Linked DNA regions of Mus musculus: region 1 is linked to region 2. The links are chromatin loops, found by intact Hi-C in ENCODE. Cell type or tissue: gastrocnemius. All regions are shown on one strand.

What was found. Peaks named below come from ENCODE experiments on the same cell type or tissue, not always from the same donor. Only the 100,000 strongest peaks of a DNase experiment are listed, where the experiment ranks them.
Region 1: it touches region 2 in a loop (2.8-fold over the local background); 2 of 42 quality-filtered maps call a loop at or near these places.

Annotation. Positions count from the first base shown.
Region 1 is chr14:34,689,482-34,694,481 of GRCm38, forward strand. It overlaps Wapl (WAPL cohesin release factor), which reads left to right. Exons shown (of 19, transcript NM_001004436.4): 3 at 2,201-3,253. Among named protein-coding and RNA genes, the nearest start is that of 5830448L01Rik, 17 kb to the left of the region's middle. In gastrocnemius, no CTCF peak of the experiment used is centred here; no DNase peak of the experiment used is centred here.
Region 2 is chr14:34,614,195-34,619,194 of GRCm38, forward strand. It overlaps Gm52113 (a long non-coding RNA gene), which reads right to left. Exons shown (of 3, transcript XR_003951117.1): 2 at 1,058-1,224; 3 at 417-954. Among named protein-coding and RNA genes, the nearest start is that of Gm52113, 3.7 kb to the right of the region's middle. In gastrocnemius, no CTCF peak of the experiment used is centred here; a DNase peak (open chromatin) is centred at 2,811; H3K4me3 peaks cover 1,045 bases.

The DNA of each region.
Region 1 (5,000 bases), 75 kb after region 2:
TGTTTTTGTTCTTTTTTTTTTTTTTTTCCTGATACGGTTTCTCTGTATAGCCCTGGCTGTCCAGGAACTCACTTTGTAGACCAGGCTGGCCTCGAACTCAGAAATCCACCTGCCTCTGCCTCCCGAGTGCTGGGATCAAAGGTGTGCCCCACCACGCCCGGCTAGATCTGTTTTTAAATTAGAATAATGTTTACACCTAAAACAGAAAGTCATTTTTGAGAAATTAAGATAGTAGAAGCCTGCTATTATGCACATGAAGCAGGAAGATTACTAGTTTGAGGCTATCTTGGGTTCAAAAGGGAACCCTGTTTAGGAAAACAAAAATAAGCTGTGTGTGTTAGCATGTCTTTAATTCCAGCAGAGGCAGGTGGATCTATATGATTTTAGGGCCAGCATGATTTATAGCAAGTTGTAGGCCAGTCAGTGCTACATAGTGAAAACCTTTCTCAAAATGAAAACATACTACAACCCCATTAACTACCCCCCTCCAAAGTCCCCTCAGTGGAAGGCTATACAGCTATAAAAATGAGTTGAAGATTGGAGAGGTGGTTCCCAGCATCATGGAACATGTGTACCCACGTATATACTAATAAATAAACATGAGGTGTAGTATAGCTTAGTACATCTTAGACATGTTAGGTAAGTGCTCTAACTAGAGTTAAATTAGTTCACTCCTCTCTTTTCTTTTTCTTTTAAATCAGTGCCTTAAGTTTCCCAGGATTGTAATTAACTTTGTATCTTCTTGCTGAGATTACAGGCCTGTGACACAGTTAAATTATATTTAAACTCATTGAGTAGCATCAAAAATTATATAGTGAATTTATCCATATAAAACATTGCTTTTGGCTGTATTTGCAAGTGTGTTCTTTAAGACTTGTAAATAAGGAGAGTGTTGTGGCATATGACTTTAATCTCAGCACTTGGAAGGTGCAGGCAGGCAGATCTCTTGTAAGTTTGAGGCCAGTCTGGTCTACATCATGAGTTCCAGGATAGAGTTACATAGTGAGACCCTATCTCAAAACAAAACAAAAGATTTATTTGTAAATTGTTTTTCTTAGATTTAGATGTATTTTTCTTGAGGCAATATTTTATTTGGCATAGAGTAAATATTTGCCAGTGCTTACCCATTAATTAATGTTCAGGGAATCCATGATATTAGTTTGAGTCATATTGCTGCCTTTTACTTGGAGGGTAAAAAAGTAATTACTTAACCGGGCAGTGGTAGCGCATGCCTTTAATCTCAGCACTTGGGAGGCAGAGGCAGGCCAACTTCTGAGTTCGAGGCCAACCTGGTCTACAGAGTGAGTTTCAGGACAGCCAGGGCTACACAGAGAAACCCTGTCTCGAAAAACCAAAAAAAAAAAAAAAAAAAAGTAATTACTTCTGATGTTAAAAAATTTAAGGCAACAAAAATGAAATTCTCACATATAAAGTAGTCATTTTAAGTTTGCAGTACTCGTTGATATTCATAAATAGGCACTATACACTACATAGGTACCAGATCCACTGTTAAGAAATTATGTGGCTTTTAGGATTATATGAAATATAGAAATAACTAGAAAAGCTTGTGGTAGGCAGGTTTCTAGACAAAATTAACATACTGTATAAACAGTCCTATTTCAGGTAAGTACAAATGCCCCTTAAAGGCATGTGACTCAATGTTAAATATGTTTGAGTTCTACTAAATTTAAGCATTGTTACTTGAAAGCATAAATGTCATTTAATGTTATCCTCAGTTGATTCAGTTTCTTAATTGTAAAATCTCTTCTGAGTTCAGCATAACAGTTTTAAGAGGCTTGGGTGTCCAGGGACAGGCTACTAGAAGACATGGCAGCTGTACCTACTGACAGTAGGAGAGTCTAATGTGTAAACTTTTTTGTTTTTTATTTCAAGATTATTTTATACTGGGGCTGGTGAGATGGCTCAGTTGGTAAGAGCACCCGACTGCTCTTCCGAAGGTCCGGAGTTCAAATCCCAGCAACCACATGGTGGCTCACAACCATCTGTAACAAGATCTGACGCCCTCTTCTGGAGTGTCTGAAGACAGCTACAGTGTACTTACATAGAGTAAATAATTAAATTAAAAAAAAAAAAAAAAAAAAGATTATTTTATACTACTGTTCAGATAGCCCTGCTATTTGTTAATTTGCATAGTGATGACATTTATGTTTTTAACCGGACATATTTTTCATTTTTGTAGATAAAGTGGAGAATTTTAGTGAAGAACATGAAAAAAATAGTCACCACTTTCACAAAAATGCTGAAGATAGTACTAAGAAACCCAATGCAGAAACCGCAGTGGCTTCTGAATATAAAGCTGATGAAACTAAAGAAACAAATGATACTTGGAACTCCCAGTCTGGAAAAAGAACAGAGTCTCCATCTGAAAGTTGTCCAGTCAAAGGATCTGTAAGAACTGGTTTATATGAATGGGATAATGATTTTGAAGATATCAGGTCAGAAGACTGTATTTTAAGTTTGGATAATGAGTCTCTTTTGGAGATGAAAGACGAGGATTTAAAAAATCGGATTGGAGGATTGGAAAATCTAAATGAAACCTTTGAAGAAGATATCATACAAAGTGTTCTTAGGCCAAGCAACTGTAGGACGTACTGTAGGGCCAATAAAGCGAGATCCTCACAGGGAGCATCAAATTTTGATAAGCTAATGGATGGCACCAGTCAGTCCTTAGCCAAAGCAAACAGTGAATCAAGTAAAGATGGCCTGAATCAGGCAAAGAAAGGTAGTGCAAGTTGTGGGACCAGTTTTCGAGGAACAGTTGGACGGACTAGAGATTACACTGTTTTACATCCATCTTGCTTGTCAGTGTGTAATGTTACCATCCAGGATACTATGGAACGGAGTATGGATGAGTTCACCGCATCCACTCCTGCAGATTTAGGAGAGGCTGGCCGGCTCAGAAAAAAGGCAGATATTGCAACCTCCAAGACCACTACTAGATTTCGACCTAGTAATACTAAATCCAAAAAGGATGTTAAACTTGAATTTTTTGGTTTTGAAGATCATGATGAGACAGGAGGTGATGAAGGGGGTTCTGGAAGTTCTAATTACAAAATTAAATATTTTGGCTTTGACGATCTCAGCGAAAGTGAAGATGATGATGATGACGACTGTCAAGTGGAAAGAAAGAAAGACAAAAAAAGAACTAAAACAGCTCCATCACCTTCCCAGCAGCCTCCTCCTGAAAGCAGCGACAATTCCCAGGATAGTCAGTCTAGTACTAATAATGCAGGTAAGAATTGTAAGATGTATATATAATAAAAAATAATATGTATTTAATATATAAAATTTTCTCAGGCTTTAATTAAAGGGTAGGCTCTTTCCTAAATATTCCATTTTAGTTTGAAATATATAAAATTTATTTTTAATTACATGTTGATGTGTGTGCCTGCATGTGGCTATATGCATGTGAGTTCAGGGTTCCAAACCCAATTCAAATTGCATGTAAGTAAGCTCTCCCACTGAAATATAACCCTAGGCTAGCATATGGTAATTTATGTGATAATTTTATACTATTGAGTCTTTGGGACAGAGATACCAAACATCTTGTTTTAGTTTTGAAAATCCAAATGTAATACAGACATAAGGATTGATTTTTTTAGGACATTTAGAACTGTACTGATAACAGATGGTTTTATGAGGGAAATACTCAAAAGAAATTAATTAAACCCTTTGGAAGTAGCACAAAACTTGAAAAAAATTGAAACATTCTCAAAGCCTCAAATTGTGGTCTCATAGGATTGGAAAGTACTAGTAGGTAAGGATTCTCTCAGTTCTCTCAATTCTCTCTCTCTTTGTCTCTCTCTTTCTCTCTCTTTTTTGTTTTCGAGGCAGGGTTTCTCTGTGTATCCCTGGCTGTCCTGGAACTCACTCTGTAGACCAGGCTGGCCTCAAACTCAGAAATCCGCCTGCCTCTGCCTCCTGAGTGCTGGGATTAAAGGTGTGCACCACCACTGCTCACAGTATTCTCTTTTAATAATAAAATTTGTCTCAAGATTGTAGGCTCAATGATAAGGTCCTCTTAGTGGTTGAGTCTCTAGTGAGAGCTAGGTCTATTTTTGTATCTTGGAGCAATAGAACTTAAATTCTGGAGTATGAAACGTTAAGACTCACTTTGAGAAATGAAGTTGATATTGAATAACATTTGAAAACTATAAGACTACTTGAATGAGAAACACCAAGTTACAGGTCAGTCTTGATATAACGTGTGAACCAGCAGTCATTTTTAGAAGATGAGGTTCTCTTCCTTCTAAATTAGAAGAAAATGTTTATAACCATTTGAGAAGTAATCTAATCCTTCAGTAGTTTTTATGTGAAGACTCACAGGTCATTGAACTACATTGTACTAGCCAAGGATAGCTATCTTGGTTGTTTCTTTGCCTCCTGACTCAGCCTCCCAAGTGCTAGGATTAGGACTGTGCACCACTCCCAAAGATTGTGCTTTTTAAAATTTTGTCCTCTTTGGAACTGGAGAGATGGCTCAGTGGTTACGTGTGTTTGTTGTTCTTAGTTCCCAGCACCCACATAGTGGTTCATAACTTCAGTTCCAGAGAATCTGATGCCTTACCATCTCTGCAGTCTCCCCAGGCAGGCTCATATACCTATACCGGACGGTTTTGTGCACTGTGTATTCAGATGCTGATTTCTATGCCTAGACATCTGCAGTCTGGACAATGGCATGGCCAAGCATCTCCGGTCTTAATGTTATGTAAAAGTTGTTTCCCATCACCTCTGATTGGGTAATAAAGAGCTGATCAGCTAGTTAGCTGCTCAGAAATAGGGCAGGACTTCCTATTCCAGTCCTGGAAAGAGACTAGAGAGGAGAGAGGGAGAAGATGTGGAGAGACCATGTGGATAAACCAGGAGGATTCTCCATTGAGGTCTCTTGAGAGAGCAGCCATGAGGACAAACATGGACTAGAGTGAGCCAAGGCAAGACTCAGATGTAGGTAAAGGACCACATAGCTGGGAAGTATACAG
Region 2 (5,000 bases):
GATGGATAATGAATGTTTACTAAGGGCACTGAAGTAGTCCAAGAAATTTGGCTCTGCAACATTCCAACTCTCCAAATCACAAAGTTCTAATCAGTTAATTGGTATTGCAAAATCTTTAATATAGATGTGATTTTCCCCCCTCTTCTGAGAGTATCAGTTCCCAGACTGTAATTTACTTATTTGCTCAACAAGTTGGATTTAGGAGCAATGTTGTTTCGTTTGTTTTTGGTCCCCTATCTGAGGTAATTTCACACGTGTTCGTAACTCCTAATAGGAGTCGTACAAAAGCCCAAAGACCCATAGTTTTGGATATGTCTTTTTTTTGGGGGGGGGGAGGCGTCTTTAATATGCTGGTATTTCTAAATTTCTTGAAACAAGGTCTTTCTACGTGTCACAGGGCCTCAAACCCCAGGAGTCCTGCCTTCGGATTATAGGCATGCACCAGGAGGCCTAGCGCATTTCTGAAATTCTGTGAGAGAGCAACAATGAAGGCAGGTGCAGGTGGTGTAGTCAACCTACATTTTATAAAGTCTTTTAATTCTTGGGGCATCTTTCCGGCTGAATAACAAAGCGCTGCGCTCCCAGCCCCTCAGGCGCAGGGTCTAGGAATATCCCGGACCAAGGAGTACAACTCCGAAAGTAGCAGCGTTCCCTCTGCGCAGAGGTAGAAGGGGGTGGGGGGAATCCGGGTGATCTCCTCTTGGGGACACCACCACCGGGTGGGGGTCATGCGATAGAAGAGGCAGAGCCCGGCTCAGCTTTCTATAGACTGAAGCAACTCTAAGCGGAACCCCAAAACCCTGTCCACTGGACCGGGTCTCCCAGACTCCTATGGCCACCCGCTGAGCAAGCCTGGGACACAGTATTATTACCCAGGAGAAAAGAGAAAGGTTCGCCAGCGTTGGTGGGGGAGATGATGGTCATTCTTTGGTGTTGGCCTCCATCAGCTAGCGCCTGGGAAAGAGGGGGAGGGGAGGTACTGAAACAGTGTTGCAAAGCGGTGGGAACGTGAACCTCCTGTTTGCTCCTGTTTCGGTGGGGGCAGGAACTTGTTTACCTCCGGCAGTGCAGGCACTTCCGCATCGCCCCGAGGACAGTCCCACACGGACTAGTAGTTTGGTAGGGCAGCCAGCATCTTCACCTGCTGAGTCACCTCACTAGCCCTCCTCTCCAAGGACTTCTGCTATCAGCTCCGCCTTCTATACAAAGTGAAGGATACTGAGTCTGGAATAGGGAACAGGAGAAGCAATGCTTTGTGACTCGTGAATGGAACTAGGCTTCACAAGCTAGTCATCACTCAGGGACCAAAGCAGAGACAGACTCTGAGAAGACAGGAGGGGAGATCTGCCTAGTGCTGTTCTGTGGGTGGTTAATTATTCTGAGACTACCTGGGAGGTCCCTTAGTTTTTTTTTTTTTAATATGTATGAACACCTTGATTGATGATTGAGGTGGGAGGGTCCAGCCAATTATATAAGAAAATTGAGCAAGCCACAAAAAAACAAGCCAGTGAGCATTTCTCTGCGACACCCTGCATTCCTCAGCTAAGTCAACACAGGAGTGCAGAAACAAAGAATTCCTTTGAGGATTTGGGGCGTAGGGAAGTATTTACCTGGTGTACTGAGGCTCCCTTCCCTGGCCACACAGGTCCCACCCAGCCTTGGGTTGCCCTTGGGAACATCATGTGCCAACTTTACACGCAGGGGGCCCATCTGCTTCAGGGTCTGAGTGGTGGATCCTGGAGAGTTCCACCCACAGGAACATCCTACCTACAGAGGCTCCTCAGTCCACCCAGAGAGGACCACCACGGCTCTGAAAAGTGAAGTGTGGATAGGCTGGCTACCCAGGCTGCAGAGATGGGAAAGGCCGCACCTCTGTTTTCACAGAGGTGAAGCCTCCCTACCCACCACCCACATGTTGGTTGAACTCTGACACCCCCCCCCCCCATACCATGACACACGTGCAGGGCGGGCACACACACACACACACACACACACACACGGGATAAAATAAGAATGAAATATGGGGAGGATCAAGTGACAGGTAAGAAAGGGACATAAGAACACAAAGAGAAGCAGTCTCTCGGAGGGACAGTGTGCTAATGGCTGTGCCTACTGTCCACAAGCCCAACTTCAGAAGCAAACTTGCAGATTCAAGGAGAGGGGTCTACCAGCTTCTAGTAAAAAGGCTTCAAAAAACCTGTTCACAGATAATAACTGTGCTTTTCTGTGCCGCTGACTCCTGTTGGGCTCTGTCTAGGTGTTTTCAGTGTCCCTCCCTGGTCCAAGTTGGAGTTTGCCTCCATAGTCACAAGTAAGGGTCTACCACAGGAGTGGAGACTCCTGAGTTCCTTCAAAAGTAGATTCCATGCCTGCTATCTGAAGAGGTCTTCCCAACATCTCAAATGTTCCATTTCCAGGAGACCTTTCTTCTCTGTTGTATCTACCGCCTCAGTTGCAGGCATGCATGACCACACCTGGTTTTATGCAGTGCTAGGGCTCAGCCCCAGGATTTTGTGAATACTAGGCAAAGGCTTTGAGTTACATTCCCCATCCCAGAGACTGAGTTTGGCTGACTAGAAACAGGAAAATGGAGGCCTTGCCAGGGGGAAGACGCTAGGGACCCTTTCAAGGGCCGCTCATTATACCTCCAAAGTCCAAAGGCACAGAACACATCTCTCTGCCACTTGTGTTCTTGTTGGCCTTGGCTGAGGAGGGTGTGTATGGGGGGGCAGCTCTCCAGGTGAACCCTGCTTTTTGGAAAGGGACTGCATAAGTAGCCTCAGTACACCCAGCCTGCCACTGGGTGGCACTGCCGCATCTCAGGACAGGGGGCGCTAAAGGGATTCGTTAGGTAGAGGGCTCCACTCCTCTCTCTAGTGCTGTGCCAGCTGCTTCCAAGCTATAGTTACAGACGGCTTCTGTATGTGACAAACATAATCAAAGAAAAAGAGGCTATCAATTTAGCGCAGGGCGGCTGGGTGAGAAAGGGAGGGGGATGTGATGTAATTCTATTTCAATTGAAACGTTTTAAAAACAAAAAAGTTTAAAAATAAAGTAAATATTTTGAAACAAAAAAAAAAAACTGTAAAAACACAAAGAAATAGTTCCTGCCCTCCAGGAGCCCACAGTGGAACAAATGCTTAGATAACAAATTACTTGCTCCAATAATAGACATAATTACTTGCTTCGGCAGAAGAGCAAGGAATAACAGGCTCCATCGGAAGGACCCAGGGGAGGAGGCCAGCAGCTGATTCAGCAGTAGCCCATTCTAGGACAGGACATCTCTGGTGGTACCTCCTGCCCAGAGCACTTGGAGCCGGGGTGTGCTTCTGGGAAGGTTTTCAGTTTTCAGATTTCCTAGGAGTGGGGACTCTGGTAGCTGAGGGCTGGTGGCGTCTGTCAGCTGGCCCAGGTGTATAAAGTGGGCCACTCTGTGTAGGTGCTCTGTCACATCCCGGTGAGGTGCTGTTTGCTGGTTTTACAGCACTTAACCTAAGCTCCTGGTGTTAGGACAACTAGAACATTCTGAATAACATTAGTTGTTCCAATTAGCCCCTCTTGCCACCGGGAAAGGCAGACAAGGGGACCCCTATCCTTTTGCTGTGCCTTTCTGGGGTTAGACCTCATGTCCCAAGTTTCCAGCTTGTATTTGACCTTGTCTCAGGAGCTCTCAAGGCTCAATGACTATGTCTGTGAAAAGGGTCCTTCCTGGTGGGCTGGAGGAGGTGGGGATAGTGTGGGATGAGGGGTTCTCCTCTGCTAACTTCAGCCAGGAAGGAAGGAGCCATGGCAAGCCAGAAGTCAGTCATTCTCCACAGTGTCTGTAAAATGGGAGGGCTCAGGTTTGCAGTAGAGACAGTTAATACCCAGTAGATACATCGTTACTAAATACTTACAGGTAAGACAAAGTCGATTAGTTTCCATAGTGGCATATGCATCTATCTAATGTATCTATCTATGGCTAACATCCTGGCGCCTGACTTAGGACTGTTGCAAGTTTGAGGCCACCCTGGTCTGCACAGCAGTACTGGGCCAGTCGGAACCATATAACTGGATTCTATCTCTAAATCAATCAATCAATAATTTTGTAAAATCCGTGTTTTTTTACATACTCTCTTTAGAACTTAACTCGAATGGGGTTGCAGTTCATATTCAAATGTTTTAACTAAATTCATTTTGGCAAATCAAAACCCAAAGTGGAGATGGACTGGCTAAGCTTTTGGGTTTTGTTGGTTTGTTGAAGACTGGGTCTCAGACATCTATGCTGAACCTGTAGCGATTTTCCTCCAAGGCTGAGGTTTGAGACTGGCTTCTCCAAGCAGCTTAGCATGGTAGGTGAGGGCTGTCGGAGGGTGGGTGGGTGAGGTGGAAGGGGGTAGGGGTGGGGTTGGACACTACTGTTTCCCTATGTCCAGCCTCCAAGTTACCTTTGCTCACCCCAGTTAGGGAGCACAGGTCACTCTTCATTTAGTGTATTCCATGGCCACACAATTGCCGTGGTACAGGGAAGCTTTTGTTTCCTTATTTCAAGGTGAAACCGCAGGAAACACGATGACAAGGGGAGAGGGAAGGTGGAATTTACAGGAGACAAAGCGCTTTCCCCTCTAGCCTGGCTTTGGGCTCTGTTCGATTCTAAACAATTAGTTTTGAAGAAGAAAATGTCTATTTAGTCAAGCCTGGTGGCACGTGCTTGCAGTCTCTGCACCTGGGAGGCAGAGGCAGCTGATTTCCACGGGGCCCAGCCTGCACAGAGAATTCCAGGGCAGCCAAGGCTACTGGATAGGGAGACCTTGTCTTTGAAACAATGAAGGGGAGGGATTAAAGAGGGATGTCGCAATCAGATCAAGGCACGCCCTTGACACAAGCCTTTGGGTACAGCCCTGTGCAGGCAGGTTATATGTAATTAGCCTCCAAGTTAATACGGAGCTATTGGCTCAAACCAGATGGTGTACTTCTGCGTTCTGCGCTGATACCTGAATGTGGAGCAAGGAGATTGGCGT